Linked DNA regions of Homo sapiens: region 1 is linked to region 2. The links are chromatin loops, found by intact Hi-C in ENCODE. Cell type or tissue: A673. All regions are shown on one strand. Each heading gives the region's core, and the rest is flanking DNA. Links, peaks and the distances in the headings are about the cores only.

Region 1 (8,576 bases), core at 133-8,132, 560 kb before region 2:
CATATGTATTTAGGTTTTTACTTTTTTTTGTCTTTTTTTTTTCCTCACAAATGTAATTATTTGTTTGTTTGCTTTTCCTAAGGGTCCAAATGGATCAAAAAGTACTAGTGTCTATGGGGAGCTTAAATGATCCCAGAAAATGTCAATGTAGGATCTTTGATGAGATCTACACTTATTCTTATAAATCATCAAACATATCTAATATTCAAAATAAGAATCAACAAAATAAATTTTCAGGTGCTCACAAAGTTGCTCAAGAACACTGGCCAGTCTACACTGAAATTGTCCTTTCTTACCCAGCAGAGAAATCTAATTATTGTAACCCTCAGAAAACCCACCGTAATTACCCCTCTCTCTCAACAACAAGCTTTCTTCTTCTCAAGAGCAGAAACAGAAACATGAAATCAAACAGCTTTCAAAGGGCTCAGGTAGATGTGATGGGCTCTCACACCAAGCTGGGAATTGTCTGCCAAGTTTCCACAGTGAACAAAACCCTAAAAGCAACTTGGAGTTTTTGTCTATGCCAATACTGAAAATGTTTATTGCCAAACTGAATGAAATAAGCTTCATAATAAAGTTACCTTCCTAATCATAAGCTTCATAATAAAGTTACCTTCCTAAAGGTTTCACCTTTAATCTTTACCCTAAATATGTGATGCTGTATTGGCACCAATACAATATAATGCACTTAAATTAATTTGAGCTTGAAGTGATTATTTGTGATAGTACTTTTTTTCTTTGGAAATCTTTCTGCAAAAGACATAAAGAACTGATGGGTATCATTTGGACTTGTTTTTATTTTTCCAGATATTTTTGTATAAAAGATAAAGTAAAACTAAGTGCTTAAATAAATGAATTATTTTGATTAGAGAACTATAAAAAAATTAATTATCATTCTAATACCCTTTCCTTGAGTTTAATTATTTTTCCTCACTTCAGTGACTTCAACACATTCATATGCATTAGTGAATTAGATCCAATAAACATTTGCTGAGTACCTAATGCATTCAATACACTGTGCTAGATACTACAAGGAATAATACAAATATGAATATGATTTCACCAGATCACTAATGCATTTATACAAGATATAAGCACATAAAGAATTATAATAAAAGGCAAATTTCAAAATTCTGGTGTCACAAGAGCAGAGCTAACTGAAACTGTGGTACACAGGAGCTTGAGATCACACATTGTTACAGAGACCAGGAAAGGTAATGGAAGAAGGGACCCTAACCAGGGACTAGAAAATGGGAATGTTTCAACAGAAAGAGATGTGCTAAAGTGTGCAGTGTTTCAGGGAAGGCTGAGTGATTTAGTTTGGCTGGTTTTAAGACAAAAATGACATAGCTGTGGGCAGTAAGTCTTAGTAGAAGATAAGGCTACGATGGTGGTTGGGGAATATACTGAAGTTTAATTATAACATAGCTAATATTTATCACATTCTTATGTGCAAAGTGCCAGGCTTTACATGTGCTATTCTTGTAACTCCCCCAACTGTCCAATGAAGTAGGTACTATTATTCCACTTAAAAATGAGGACACATTTTAGAATGGCAGATTCGGGAAGCATAGTTCGGGGGAAGCCACAGATTATGGTGGTTAACTGTATGGCTTCTGGAGCCATAAGTTTAAATCCTACCTATTTCTTCTACTAAAAACCTTGGCAAATCTCCTAACTGCTCCATGGCTTACTTTCTTTATCTGTAGCATGAGGTTGAAAGAATAATTTCCTTATGGAATTGTAATGAATATTAAACGTAGTGCCCAGCAAATAAGTTGTTATTAGTTTGAACAATATGAAATCATTGCCTTTGTAGGTCAAATATTGGCAATTTCAAATGGCTCAATCTAATAGGTATTAGATGTTATTAATTTAGAAGACAAATGAATGTCATTGAAAGGTTTTGCCCTCTGTAACTACATCCTATTTCTTGTTCTTTCCCATATATATGCCTCCACCTAATAGTTATACCTGCTGTCTTTATCACTTCATCAATTGCATTGCAAGGGGCTTCTTTCCCCTTCAGTTTCAAAAACCAATCTAAATAGCCCTAAACCAAATTAAACAGTAATGACACCTAACTGAATATTTCATAGTAGAGCCAAGAGATAATAAAATATACCACTATATCAGGGAAAAACATATATATATATATAATGTTTAATATTTTTTCAGCTATGGGACCAGACTTGTAATAAGTAATACATACATATGGGGAATTTTATAAAAATATTTCAGATAATTCCTTCACTCATTCATTTATTCTTTCATTCACTTATTTATTCAATCAATTTTTATTGAGCACATCCTACGCACAAGACACAATATTAGGTACAGAAAAGCTATAAAGATAAATGTGACACATTCTTTACCATTAATAATAATATATATTATCTAAAATTTAATTTGAGCTAATATATAACTGACAATGAAATATTTGGACCACCTAAAACAAGGATAAATTATTCTGTGACAAGTTTATATTCTTGCATTATGCAAAAATGATTCGAAAATAAACTATTTTTTTCCCAGAAATTGTATGAGCTATACATTGCTATGTAACAAATTGCCCCAAATTTAGCGGCGTACTACAACAAACACTTCTTATCTCATACAGTTTCTGAGGATGAGGAATCCAGAATGGTTTCCTTGGGTTTTCTGGCTGAAGGTCTCTCATGAAATTACGGTCAAGCTATTAGACAGGGCTGCAGTCATCTGAAGGCTTGACTGAGGCTGGAAGATCTACTTCTAAAATGGCTGTTGACAGGAGGCCTCAATTCCCTGCTGGCATTTGATAGAAGGTCTCAGTTCTTCATCATGTAGGTCTTTCCAGGGCTGCTCAGGACATGGCAGTTGACTTCCCCCAGAGCAAGTGGTCCAAGAGAGAGCAAGGAGGAAGCCACAGTGACTTTTATGACCTACTTCAAAGTCTCACAGTCTCTTCCATTTTCCTGTATTAAAAGTAAGTCCCTAATTGCTAAAAGAGTACATTTTTAAATGTTCTCACCACAAAGAAATTATAAGAGGTTATGGATATGTTAATTAGCTTGATTTAATAATTCCATAATGTATACATATATAATAATATAATATTGTACCCCATAAATACATACAATTATTATTTGTCAATTAAAAATAAAATAAAAAGACGTAAGTCACTAAGTCCAGCCCATTTTCAGGATGAGGAAGATTAAGCTTCATCTCTTCAAAGGAGAAGAATCAGACTTTATGGATATAAAACTACCACAGAAGTGATGTTAATGTCTCATTTGAATAATTGATTTGAAATTTTTTGCATTTGGTAGAACTCTGTGCTTGCATGTGCTTGTTACTTTTTTGTTCATAAGTTTTAAATAATAACTTTACTATTTCCTGATGTAAAAAGTAACAAATATAAACTATAGAACACTTAATACAGATAGGGAAGTTAGAAAAACATGAATCACTCATAATTCTACAATGCAGATATAGCCATTTTTAACATGTTTTTATTTCTTGTGTGTATATATATGCAAATATTAGTGTTCACACACACAAATACATATATATATACACACACATACATATATAATATATATGCCTTAAGTACATAATAAATATTTTGGAACATGTGTATGTGTATATTCTTATTTAGATATATAAGAATTTACCCCTGTAATTAAAATTACTTGGAAACAGAATTTTAATGGCTACATAACAATATACAAATAAATGTTTATTTCCCTCTTTTTTTTTTTTTAGAGACGGAGTCTTGCTCTGTCGTCCAGGCTGGAGAGCAGTGGCGCCATCTCGGCTCATGCAACCTCCGCCTCCCGGGTTCAAGCGATTCTCCTGCCTCAGCCTCCCGAGTAGCTGGCATTATAGGTGCCTGCCATTGCACCCGGCTCATTTTTTGTATTTTTAGTAGAGGCAGGGTTTCACCATGTTGGCCAGGCTGGTCTCGAAATCCCAACCTCAAGTGATCCACCTACCTTGGCCTCCTAAAGTGCTGGGATTACAGGCGTGAGCCACCGTCCATGGCCTATTTCCCTCTTTCATCTTTTAAAATAATTTTCTGAACATTTAGGCTTTTTATTTCCTTTTGTCACAATAAATAACAATATAAAACATATCTTTGCAGAATGTCTTTGTATCTCTGGTTATTTTCATATGATAGGATCTTACAAGTAGAATTATAGGATAAACAGACTACTAAATTGCCTTCAAGAAAAATTATATCTATTTGTATTTTTACCAGAAGTTTGAGTCCCCATCTCATGGTGATTTATTGAGTATTTAATGTTATCATTTCTTAATCTTTGCTAATAGGCCAAAATGTGTATTTATTTATTTATTTTACTTTGTACTTCGGTGGCATGTCAGTTATTATTTTACTGTCTCTCAGCTCCACATTCACTGTTGGTTGCCCGCTCCGTGAAAATAGATATAGACTCTTGAAATGTTTCCTTTGCAGCTTGCATGATGGCATACTTTGTCAGTAGAGGGCGCTGGAGACACACTGCAAGAGGAAGGGGTCTTTCCTGATTCCTCCAGGCTGACAGGCCAGGCTACTGGAGAGCAGGCTTTTTTCCTTCACTACTTTGCCTGGAGTGGTTTCTGCAGTGCTGGTTGCCTGTAGGGTGCAGCTTTCTCCAGCATTTCTCCACTTGCTTCTCTAGCTTTTGCTTTGGGCAGTGGTGGTATAACCTGGAGCCACAGTGCAAGCCGGTCCTGAAGCTCCAATTGCTGCTCTCCATTTCTTCTCTTCAGCTGGGTGCACACTCATACAGAGGACCCTGCTGGGCTGGCCAACTACTGAGCCACTTGCCTGAGCTTTGTCTTGTGCAGTCTCGTCACACAAAGTTATGCTAGGTTCCTGCAAAGTAGGTCCCTCCGGCTCCTAATCCCAACAGTGCCTCGAACAGAACCCGTGACTCCTTCTTTGTGCTTACCCTTTGGCAAAGCCCCAAGTCCCTCTGCATATCTGCCCACCTGCCTCAGCTGGTCCACACCTAGGGGGTTGGCTGTACCAGCTTGTCCAGTATCTGTGGTCCTGCTCTGGCCTGGGCAAGCCAGCAAACTTCTCTCCAGTGGGCTGCAACCACACCTTCTCCAGTGAATTCTGAAACCCTCATTCCTGCCTTTCCTTGTTAGGATTCTTTCCCTCAGCCTTAGGGTACCTTCTCTTTTCATCTTTATTATTATTCTCCTATCATAGCTTAATTATTATTTATATTAAACTTTCCCTGTTTAAATTACTACCTTGTTTCTGTCTTCTGATTGATACAGACTAACACAGTTGTTCACTGTTAAGATACGACTTTTTTCATATACTTAGTGGCCATTTGCATTCTCTCTTCTGTGATTTTTCTTTTCATATCTACCTTTTTTTTCTATGTAAGACTTGGTTCTTCTCTTATACATTTCAGTCTATTGAAGACTAACCTTTTGTCATGTTCATGGCAGGTACATGACACTAGTTTTTTATAAGTATGTTGAATTTTAACTATTACATTTGCCTCATTTAAGTGAGATGAGACTATTTTCTTATTAATATTGACAGGTGAAAGAATAGCGATGCAAGCCTCTGGTTTACTCAGTAAGAGAGACTTCTTAGGCTTGAAAAGGCCATAGCACACTTTCACCTTCAACCAGTTTAGGTTTGGTAATACTGAGAAGTAATGCCTTTGTCTTAAAAATGTTTCATATTTTAATATTGTTAATCTTCCAGTTGGGTTTACTGCATATAATCTCATTCCTTAGTACATGTAATATGATCAATTTACTACAATGCTTATGAGGAATGCAAATGGAATTAGTTTACAGAATGAAAGAATGTTGCATATAATTCCATTTTAATACAGAATTTATAAATAAAATCATAGTTTATACTTATAGCATTTCTTCATTTTTAGTGTTTTTTTTTCAAGTGGGTTAAACAGATCTGTGAGTACCTTGAGAGTTGTCATGTAGAATAAGATGCTAAGAGGGCAGAGTTTGGGATTCCCTATGTAACTTCAGCTACAACAGCCTTGCTTTATCCATTGTATTCATTCAGCAACAAATAGGTATTTGTGGGCCAAGTCTTACTTTAGCCGATGTAATATGTCTATGTGATATAAACATTTTTTTGAAAAATAAATAAAGAAAAAGTTCAATTAACTTAAAAAAGAGCTTAAGAAAAGCTTTGAACTGATGAAAGGTCTTTCATCAGCAGAAGAGAGAGAATAAAAGGGCTGGGGGGAGGTTCAGAAAATTTCAATTAGGATTTCTTAACAGAGTCCATAATTTTTCCTTTCCAAAGGCCAGACAGCTCTGATGTTACAGATAGTCAGAAGTCAACAGGCCATTTAAGATAGTCCTAGATTTTATGAAAATGCCAGAGTTTTCAAGAAGCTACTGTCACTATCAGGTAGATTCCTTGATGGTGTAAGACTGTATTTCTTTTTCATTCCAAGAACTGGCAGCTTCTTTTTTCTGAGTCATTTCTGAATCCATTGATTATGTTTCAGTTCTCTTGAGAGTCCAAGCTAAATGAAGTTTAAACTGCTTATCTGAAGACACCATTTAAATTTGAGTTCATTACATGGTTTACTATAAAAGCTATTTGGCATATGCAGTATTCAAGCTTATTTCAGTTACTGAAACTAAACTCAAACTCATTTTGTCCAACTGTGAACCCTAATTAACCTCATCACTTCAAAAAGAAATGAGCTTTTTTTGACATTCAATTTTCTACGATTCAAGTCTCATATATGTTCGTATAAATGCAAGTACAGAACTTATGCATTCATCAAAGAGTAATATCTCTGAGTTTTTTGAAATGTTTTAGCAATAGAAGCTTGTACTGCTAAACTGTTGTCTCTGTTTTTATTACTAGTTTATTTTGAAGACATTTCAGTATAATCGCCTTTTCTTTATTGAATCTGAAAATGAGAAGAAGAAAGACTATTAAAAATTGGACATATTTTGTGCATTGGACATATTAAAGAACGGAGTATCCAATGTGCATGCTCTTGACTTACTTTGTTACTATTCTTTGAATCTCTCTTTTCTCTTCTTCATTTAATCTTTGAAGAATGGATTCCAAGAGAGAAAAGTGAAAGTTAATGTACTGAGCCACCTAAGAAAGAAGAAGAAGAAAAAAAAAAGAAAGCAGAACAATTATGCAAGAGGTGCTGAGTCAGGAGGGAAGCAAAAAACAGATTCAGGGTGATGGTATTCATACATCACTGCTAATTTCTTCTGCATCTTTATCCATGAGGAAAATGCGAGCATTCTTTTCAGAAGGTCCCTGTAGGAGCCTCTGCAGTAGCGGAATGTCTGTCTTCTTTAGTCGTCTTTGTTCTGCAGTGAAAACAAGAATCAACCACAATCAGAAGTTCATGCTGCAGGAAAAGAAGGAAGATAATTTTCCAATTTATTTTTCGTATTTAACTCACTTTGAAAAAAATAACACCTGCAACAGGAGGCAATTACTCAAAAAAGCAAATTGAAATTAAAACTTAAATGAACTTCTTTCTCTTACTGTATCTCAAGTTTTGATTAATGTCTCAAAGAACTCAGCCTTCCTTTGATTAGAGTGTTCAAACAAATCTCCGGTCTGATAGGCCTTTTATAAAGCAATATGCCTCAATAATTATTTAGGTTTCATTCCACCATTCCTTCATCCATACAACAAATATTTATTGGTTCTTTCCAAGTTGAGTTGATGTAATTCCATCTTTCTGGTTCTTCAGGTCCAAAACCATGTAATTATTTTCAATTCTTCCTTTGTCTCGCTCCACACCCAATTCTTGGCTCATCTTTAAAAATATATTCATGAGGTTTTTGAGATCAATAATATTCTTATTATTCATTCATCTGGGCTTAATCCATTCAGCCATGAAAATGAGATAGAGAAAGAAAATATCTTCCAATCTGGTGTGTTTCCAGAACTTCAAATTTCCAAAAGTTATAATATAAATACTCCTGCTACAAAAGTACTTATAGCTTTCTGTCAAAGTAGTTTCACATCTGGGATTTCATTTTTATCAGAATAAAGCATGAACAAAACATAGTGTCCTTATATTCATCTTATTTCCTCATTCTCTCCTTCACCTTGCTTACTTTCTTCAGAACAGTGAGAACTGTTCTCATTCCCTGAGCTGGACTTATCCCAGGAAAAGAGTCAAGAGAGAGTCTAGAACTCAAAAGCCCAGCCTCCCCACAATTAAAGTGATATTACCCATTCCTGTTCACATAGTGTCAGTGTTTACTGTTCTAATTCCTCTGCCATTTCTGAAGCAGTTGGGAGCCTTGACAACTTAGCTCCTCTCATCCACCCACCAGAATCCTCTTTTGACCTTCAGGTCCAATGTTAACTTGGCTTAGCATCCTCTTGCTTCATGATTCTGCTTTATGGGATGATTATTAAAAATAATGATTAAAAAATTATGATGATGATTATTAAAAATGCATATTCCTAGAGTTGTCCCCTGATCTGGAAGGACTTGGGAATCTGTATTTTAAGTGAACTCTATAGGTAATCTGAAATGAACTACAGTGTGAGATACACTGTAATGGGCTTTGTAGATATAAAGTTAAAACCCACC
Region 2 (8,576 bases), core at 305-8,304:
CAAACCTAATCCAGCAGCACATGAAAAAGCTTATCCACCATGATCATGTCCGCTTCATTCCTGAGATGCAAGGCTGGTTCAAGATATGCAAAAAAATAAATGTAATTCATCACATAAACAGAACCAATGACAAAAACCACACGATTATCTCAATAGATGCAGAAAAGGCCTTCAATAAAATTCTGCACCCTTCCTGCTAAAAACTCTCAATACACTAGGTCTTGATGGAACAAATTTAAAAACAATAAGAGCTATTTATGACAAACCCACAGCCAATATCATACTGATTGGGCAAAAGCTGGAAGCATTCCCTTTGAAAACCGGCACAAGACAAGGATGCCCTCTCTCACCACTCCTATTCAACATAGTATTGGAAGTTCTGGCCAGGGCAATCAGGCAAGAGAAAGAAATAAAGGGTATTCAAATAGGAATAGAGGGAGTCAAATTGTCTCTATTTGCAAATGACATGATTATATATTCAGAAAACCCCATCATATCAGCCCAAAATCTCCTTAAGCTTTATCAGCAACTTCAGCAAAGTCTCAGGATACAAAATCAATGTGCGAAAATCACAAGCATTCCTATACACCAATAATAGACAAACAGAGAACTAAATCCTGAGTGAACTCCCATTCACAATTGCTACAAAAAGAATAAAATACCTAGGAATACAACTTACAAGGGATGTGAAGGACCCTTCAAGAAGAACTACAAACCGCTGCTCAAGGAAATGAGAGGACACAAACAAATGGAAAAACATTCTATGCTCATTGATAGGAAGAATCAATATTGTGAAAAAGGCCATACTGCCCAAAGTAATTTATAGATTCAATGCTATCCCATCAAGCTACCATTGACTTTCTTCACAGAATTAGAAAAAGCTACTTTAAATTTCATGTGGAAACAAAAAAGAGCCCATATAGCCCAGACAATCCTAAACAAACAGAAAAATGCTGCAAGCATCATGCTACCTGACTTCAAACTATATTACAAGTCCACAGTAATCAAAACAGCATGGTACTGGTAACAAAATAGATATACAGACCAATGGAACAGAACATAGGCCTCAGAAATAACACCACTCATCTACAACCATCTGATCTTTGACAAACGATAAAAATAAGCAATAGGGAAAGGATTCCTTATTTAATAAGTGGTGTTAGGAAAACTGGCTAGCCATATGCAGAAAACTGAAACTGGACCCCTTCCTCACACCTTAAACAAAAATTAACTCAAGATGGATTAAATACTTAAACATAAGGCCTAAAGCTATAAATGCCCAAGAAGAAAACCTAGGCAGTACCATTCAGGACACAGGCATGGGCAAAGTCTTCATGACTAAAACACCAAAAGCAATGGCAGCAAAAGCCAAAATTGACAAATGGGATCTAATTAACCTAAGGAGCTTCTGCACAGCAAAAGAAACTATCATCAGAGTGAACAGGCAACCTATAGAATGAGAGAAAAATTTTGCAATCTATCCATCTGACAAAGGGCTAATATCCAGGATCTACAAAGAACTTAAACAAATTTACAAGAAAAACAAACAAACATGCCCATCAAAAAGTGGGTGAAGGATGTGAACAGACACTTCTTAAAAGAAGACATTTATGCGGCCAAAAAAACATATATAAAAAGAAAGCTCATTATCACTGGTCATTAGAGAAATGCAAATCAAAACCACAATGAGATACCATCTCACACTAGTTAGAATGGCAATCATTAAAAAGTCAGGAAACAACAGATACTGAAGAGGAAGTGGAGAAATAGGGATGCTTTTATATTGTTGGTGGGAGAATAAATTAGTTCAGCCATTATGGAAGACAATGTAGCGATTCCTCAAGGATCTAGAACCAGAAATACCATTTGACCAGCAATCTCATTACTGGATATATACCCAAAGGATTATAAATCATTCTACTATAATCACACATGCACAGGTATGTTTCTTGCAGCACTATAGCAATAGCAAAGATGTCAAACCAACCCAAATACCCATCAATGATAGATTGGATAAAGAAAATGTGGCACATATACACCATGGAATACTATGCAGCCATAAAAAAGGATGAGTTCACATCCTTTGCAGAGACATGGGTGAAGCTAGAAACCATCATTCTCAGCAAACTAACACAAGAACAGAAAACCAAACACCACATGTTCTCACTCATAAGTGGGAGTTGAACAATGAGAACACATGGACACAGGGAGGGGAACATCACACACCAGGGCCTGTCAGAGGGTGGGGCGCTAAGGGAGGGACACCATTAGGAGAAGTACCTAATGTAGATGACGGGTTGATGGGTGCAGCAAACCACCATAGCACATGTATACCTATGTAACAAACCTGCACATTCTGCACATGTATCTCAGAACTTAAAGTATAATAATAATGAAAAAAATGCTCTACACTTTAACTCCACACCTCCCACAAACACTTTGAATTTTTATTATATCAGTTCGCATATTTTAAAAATATCTATTTTGAACAGGTTGTTGTCGCTATTATTGTTTTTGATAGATTTGTCTTTATAAGCTTCTTACTAGAGTTATGATTGGATTGCACACCACAATTAAATTATTAGCATATTCTGGGGTTGTGTTCATACTTAATTTTACCAGTGGGTTTTATACCTTGAAATATTTTCTTTTAGTTAGTACACTAATATGTTAGCATTTTTTAATTTCAGGTTGAAGAATTCCCTTTAGCATTTCTTGCAAGACGGGTCTAGTAGTGGTGAATTCTCTTAGCTTTTGTCTGTGAAAGACAATTTCTCTTTGTTAATGCTGCCCTATTTCCTTCTGGCCTACATGGTTTCCATTGTGAAGTCTGTTGCCAGATGAACTGGAGTTGCTTTGTTATTTTACTCTTTTGCTGCTTTCTGGATCTTCTCTTTGTCTTTGATATTTGAAAGTTCAATTATTATATGCCTTGGTTAGTGTTACTTGGGTTGAATCTGTTTGGTGTTCCCTGACCTTTCTATATCTAGATATTTCTGTCTTTCATGAGTTTTGGAAAGTGCTCTGTTATTATTTCTTAGGATAAGCTTTTCTCCCCTTGCTCTTGCTCAGCTCCCCCTTAAACACCAATAATTTTTAGATTTGGTCTTTTGAGGTAATTTTCTATATTTTAAAGGTGGCCTTCATTTCTTTTTATTGTTTTTTTCTTTTCTTTCTTTGGACTGTATTTTCTTAATAGCCAGTCTTTGAGCTCACTGATTCTTTTCTCTAACCCATTCTGTTATTGAGATCCTCTAAAGAGTGTTTCAATTCAGCAAATGTGGTTCTCCGTTCCAAGATTTCTGTTTCATTTTTAAATTATTATTTCAATTTTCTTGTTAAATTTCTCTGATAAGTATCTGAATTGTTTTTCTATGTTATCTTGTAGGTCACTGAGTTTCCTTAAAATTGCTATTTTGAATTCTTAGTTATAAAGTTCACATATCGGTTTTCTAATCCCAAAATGGCAGCATAGAAGCAAGCTTGCTTCTCTCCCCTCCACCAGAAACCAAAAAGAAATACACAGCAGCAAGATCTTCACCAGCAGCAACCCAGAGATCCTGTATGAGGATGAGACAGTTCCTGTAGGTACAGAGAAGTGGAAACATTCTGAGCAGATGGTAGGAGAACCAGATTCTACATCCATGAGGCCTCTTCCCTGCATTACACCAGGCATCAGCAGTATGAAAAATCTGCCCTCAACTCATGGTTTCTGCACTGAAAAACGTGAAATTGAGATTGTCAACCAGCTTTCCCATCTTCTTCGGTTTCCTGCCAGGAGACCTGCCTTTGCCTTAAACCACAGGTAGCACTGTGACTGCCTGGAGGGAGAAATGTCTGTGAAGGCTGGCAAAGACAAATAGGGAAGCCAGGACTACCATCCTCAGCCGTAAAAACTCCTTGTAACTTGACCAAAGGAGATGCCAAATCAGTAGAAATCATGTAGCAAGTATGTTCCACAAGTCCCCTGGGAACACACCCGTGGCCGGCCTTCCCACAGTGCTAGGGTAATCCCTTTGGTCCTCCTCCTTATGGGACAGGCAGTGCCATGGCCATTTGCAAAAGTCAAGGTAAACATAGGCTTATGGCGCCATCTAGAGCCGAAAACAAGGCAGCAAGCTGGCAGTTAAGATTCATAAGCAACTGTATTCAATAAAAACCAAACCAAACTAGACAGATAAAGCTGGACTAAATAATTATTAATACAAATACATAGATGTATACCCACAAGAAACAACAGCAAACATGGAACCATAACCTTCTAGACAAAGCAAAGTTCCAGCGACTGACCCTCCTGAGATGGCGATTTGTGAACTCTCTGACCAAGAATTCAAAACAGCTGTTTTAAGGAAACTTTGTTATCTCTAAGATAACACAGAAAAGCAACTCAGATATTTATCAGAGAAATTTAACAAGGAAATTGAAATAATGATAAGCAGAAATCTTGTAACTAAGAACTACATTTGCTGAACTAAGAAACTCTTCAGGGGATCTCAACCACAGAATAGGTCAAGCAGAGAAGAGAATCAATGAGCTCAAAGACTGGCTGTTAAAAAATAAACAGAGGAGAGAAAAGAAAAAAAGAATGAAAATGAGAGAAGGCCACTTACAAGATATAGAAAATTACCTCAAAGACAAAATCTAAAAATTATTGATGTTCAAGAGAGAGCAGAGCAGGAGCAAGGGTAGAAAGCTTATTCAAAGAAATAATAAGAGAATACTTTCCAAAACATGAGAAAGATATAAATATTCAGGTACAGGAAGGCCTTAGAGCATCACATTAGTCAAATAAGACTAATGAAGGTATTTACTAATCAAACTGTCAAAGATCAAGCATAAAGATAAAACTGTAATGGCAGCAAGAGAAAAGAAGCAAGCAGCATATAAAGGAGCTCCAAATCATCTTTAGCCAGAATAAGAAAAAAAGAGAGAAGACCCAAATAAATAAAAGTAGGAACAAAAATGGACACATGACAACTGAGACCTCAGAAATACTAAGAATCATTAGAAACAATTAGGAACCATTACATGCCAACAAATTGGAAAATATAGAAGAAATGGATAAATTCCTGGACACATGCAACCTACCAATATTGAACCATCAACAAATAGAAAACCTCAATAAGCCAATAATGAGTTATGAAATCAAAGCCATAATAAAAAGTCTCCCATCAAAGAAAAGCTCACGGCCTGATAACTTCACTGCTAAGTTCTACCAAACATTTAAAGAACTAATACCAATTCTATTCAAATACTTCAAAACGATTAAAGAGGAGAGAGGGAATACTTTCAAACTCATTCTACAAGGCCAGTGTTACTGTGATACCAAAACCAGACAAGGACACATTTTTTTTTTAAAGAAGCTAGAGGCCAATATCACCAGTGAACACAGATGTAAAAATCTTCAGCAAAATACTCATTTACCATTGTCAAGTAGAATTCATTCCAGAGATACAGGATGGTTCAACATATGCAAATCAATACATGTTATACACGACATTAACAGAATCGAGAATGAGAATCATATAATTATTTCAATAGATGCCATAAAGGTAAAGGCATTTGATAAAATTCAACATTCCTTTATGATAAAAATCCTCAACAAACTGGGCATAGAAGAAACATACCTGAAAATAATAAAAGCCATCTATGACAAACCCATAGCTAACAACACACTTAACAAGGAAAAATTGAAGGCCTTTCCTCTAAAGGCTAGACCAAGATAAGAATGCCCACTTTCACTATTATTTTGCTGTTATTCAATATAATACTGGAAGTCCTGGCCAGAGCAATTAGGTAAGAAAAAGAAATGAAGGAAAACCAAATTGGAAAGGTAGAAGTCAAATTAGCTTTGTTCATCTTATATGCAGAAAAACCTAAAGACTCTACCAAAAAAAACTGTTATAACTCATACAGGAATTTAGTAAAGTTGTAGGATACAAAATCAATGTACAAAAATTAGTAGTGTTTCTACACACCAAGACTGATCTAGCCAAAAATGAAGTCAAGAAGGCAATCTCATTTAAAACTACAAAGAATATGCAATACCTGGGAATCAATTGAAACCAAAGATGTGAAAGACCTACACAAGAAAAACTATAAAACTCTGGTGAAAGAAATAGAAGAAAGCACCAAAAAATTGGAAAAATATTCTCCGCTCATGGATTGGAAGACTTAATATTGTTAATATGACAATACTACCCCAAACAATTTCCAGACTCACTGCAATCCCCATCAAAATTCCAATGACATTCTTCACAGAAATGTTTTAAAAATCTGAAATTCATATGGAACTGCAAAAGATCCTAAATAGCCAAAGCAATCCTGAACAAAAAGAACAAAGCTGTATACATCACACTACCTGACTTCAAATCTATTACAAAGCTATAGTAACCAAAACAGTATGGTACTGGCATAAAAACAGACAGATAAATAAAACAGAATAATAATCTGGAAATAAATCCATGCATTTGCAGCCAATTCATCTTCAGCAAAGGCATTAAGAGCCTAAAATGGGGAAAGGTCAGCCTTTTCAATAGGTGGTGCTGAGAAAATTGGATAACTATATGCAGAAGAAAGAAACTAGACCCCTATCTCTCACCATACACAAAAATTAAATCAAAATGAATTAAAGACTTGAATCTAAGACCTAAAACCATGAACTACTAGAATAAAACTCTGAGGAAATACTTCAGGACAATGATCTGGACAAAGATTTCTTGTGTAACCTCTAAAGCACAGGCAACCAAAGCAAAAATAGACAATTGGGATTACATCAAACTATAAAACTTTTGAATAGCAAAGGAAACAATCAACAGAGTGAAGAAACAACCCAGAATGGGAAAAAACAATTGCAAGCTATTTATCTGACAAGGGATTAATAACTAGAGTATATAGAAATCTCAAACAATTCAATAGGAAAAAAATGTAAACCTTAATTTAAAAATGGACAACATGTCTGAATAGACACCTCTCAAAAGGAAATATACAAATGACTAACAGCTATATTAAAGTAATGCTCAACAGTACTATATATCAGAGAAATGCAAATTAAAACCACAATGAGATATCATCCCATCCCAGTTAAAATGGCTTGTATCAAAAAGATAGATAATAACAGATGCCGGCAAGGATGTGGAGAAAGGGGAATTCTCATACACAGTTGGTGGGAATTAGTACAGCCAGTACAGAAGATTGTACAGAGGTTCTTCAAAAAACTGAAAATAGAACTACCATATGATCTAGCTATTTCACTACTGGGTATATACATTTAAAAAATCAATATATCAAGAAGATATCTGCATTCCCATGTTTACTGCTGCATTATTCACAATAGGCAAAATATAGAATCAATTTAAGTGCCCATAAATGGAGGAATGGATAAAGAAAACGTGGTACATATACACAATGGAATATTATTCAATCATAAGACGTATGAAAGCCTGTCATGTTCAGCAACATGGATGGAACTTGAGATCACTATGTTAAGAGAAATAAGCCAAGCACAGACAAACAAATATGGCATGTTCTTGCTCTTGTGTGGGAGCTAAAAAAAGTGGATATCATGAAGATACAGATTGATGGTTACCAGAGACCAAGAATGGCAGTGGGAATGAGGGAAATAAGAGAGGGGGGAAAAATAATATAAATATATTTATTACCAATGAGCTTTACACTTAACAATGGTAAATTTTATACATAAATTTTATATATATATATATACACATACACTTTTTTATTTTAAGAAAAATAAATAAATAAGTAAATTCGGCCTTACCTTTCAAAAAAAAGTTGACATATCTCTGTCTTGTTAGGGTTAGACAATGGTTCCTTGCTTTGTCTGTTTGGGTTGGTCATGGCTCCTCCTTTGCTATTATTTCTTTTCGATGTACATCTATGTCTTTGCATTGAAGTATCAAATATTCCAGTCTTCTCTGTCTGGCTTTGTTACAGGCGGGTCTTTGTTGTTAGAGCTCCCAAGATGTGGCAGGCAGCTCCCAAGATGGGGGCGGGCTGCTCCCAATACGGCAGCAAACCTTTTGTCCTCTGACCTGGGGTTCTTGGCCTCACGGATTCCAAGGAATGGAACCTTGGGCCATGCGGTGAGTGTTACAACTCTATTAGAAGTCATGGGTCATGGTAGAGAACTGTGGAACCCAGCGACTAGTGTTAAGCTCAATTAGGACAAACCTGGGCACTTAACCATGCAGGAACAATGGCGAGCCTTTAGCCCGATCCAGAGCGGCAATGGGAACCTCGCTGGATCAGGAGCGCAGCAGACACCCTGCTGGATCCGGAGGAGTGGAAGTCAATGGAGGGTCTGGGAGGGCAGCAAACAGCAGTGGTGGATGGTGAGCAAAAGCTCAGCTCGAGTGTAAGAAACATGGACCAGAAGAGTGTTCAGTAGCAAGATTTAATGGAGTGAAAACAGAGCTCCCATACAATGGGAGGGGACCCAAAGCGGGTTGCCGCTCCCTGCTCAAATGCCTGGGTTTATATCCCAATCATTGTCCCTCCCTCTGTGCTCTCAGGCGATATAGATTTGACTATTTCTTTACCTCCTACTTTAGCCTAAT

What was found. A loop is a pair of places that touch in the nucleus more often than their neighbours do. Peaks named below come from ENCODE experiments on the same cell type or tissue, not always from the same donor. Only the 100,000 strongest peaks of a DNase experiment are listed, where the experiment ranks them.
Region 1: a loop joins it to region 2, with 7 times the contacts of the local background. A loop is called at or near these places in 12 of 110 quality-filtered maps.

What each region holds. Positions count from the first base shown.
Region 1 is chr4:73,569,403-73,577,978 of GRCh38, forward strand. It overlaps RASSF6 (Ras association domain family member 6), which reads right to left. Exons shown (of 11, transcript NM_177532.5): 9 at 7,211-7,329; 10 at 7,008-7,105; 11 at 2,148-6,908. The coding sequence ends at 6,833. Among named protein-coding and RNA genes, the nearest start is that of RASSF6, 47 kb to the right of the region's middle. In A673, for the core only: a CTCF peak has its summit at 4,480 (motif pointing right); a DNase peak (open chromatin) is centred at 4,509.
Region 2 is chr4:74,130,350-74,138,925 of GRCh38, forward strand. It overlaps LOC105377277 (a long non-coding RNA gene), which reads right to left and starts at 7,846. Exons shown (of 2, transcript XR_938878.2): 1 at 7,778-7,846. It also overlaps a transcript of MTHFD2L not described here. In A673, for the core only: a CTCF peak has its summit at 4,113 (motif pointing left); a DNase peak (open chromatin) is centred at 4,052.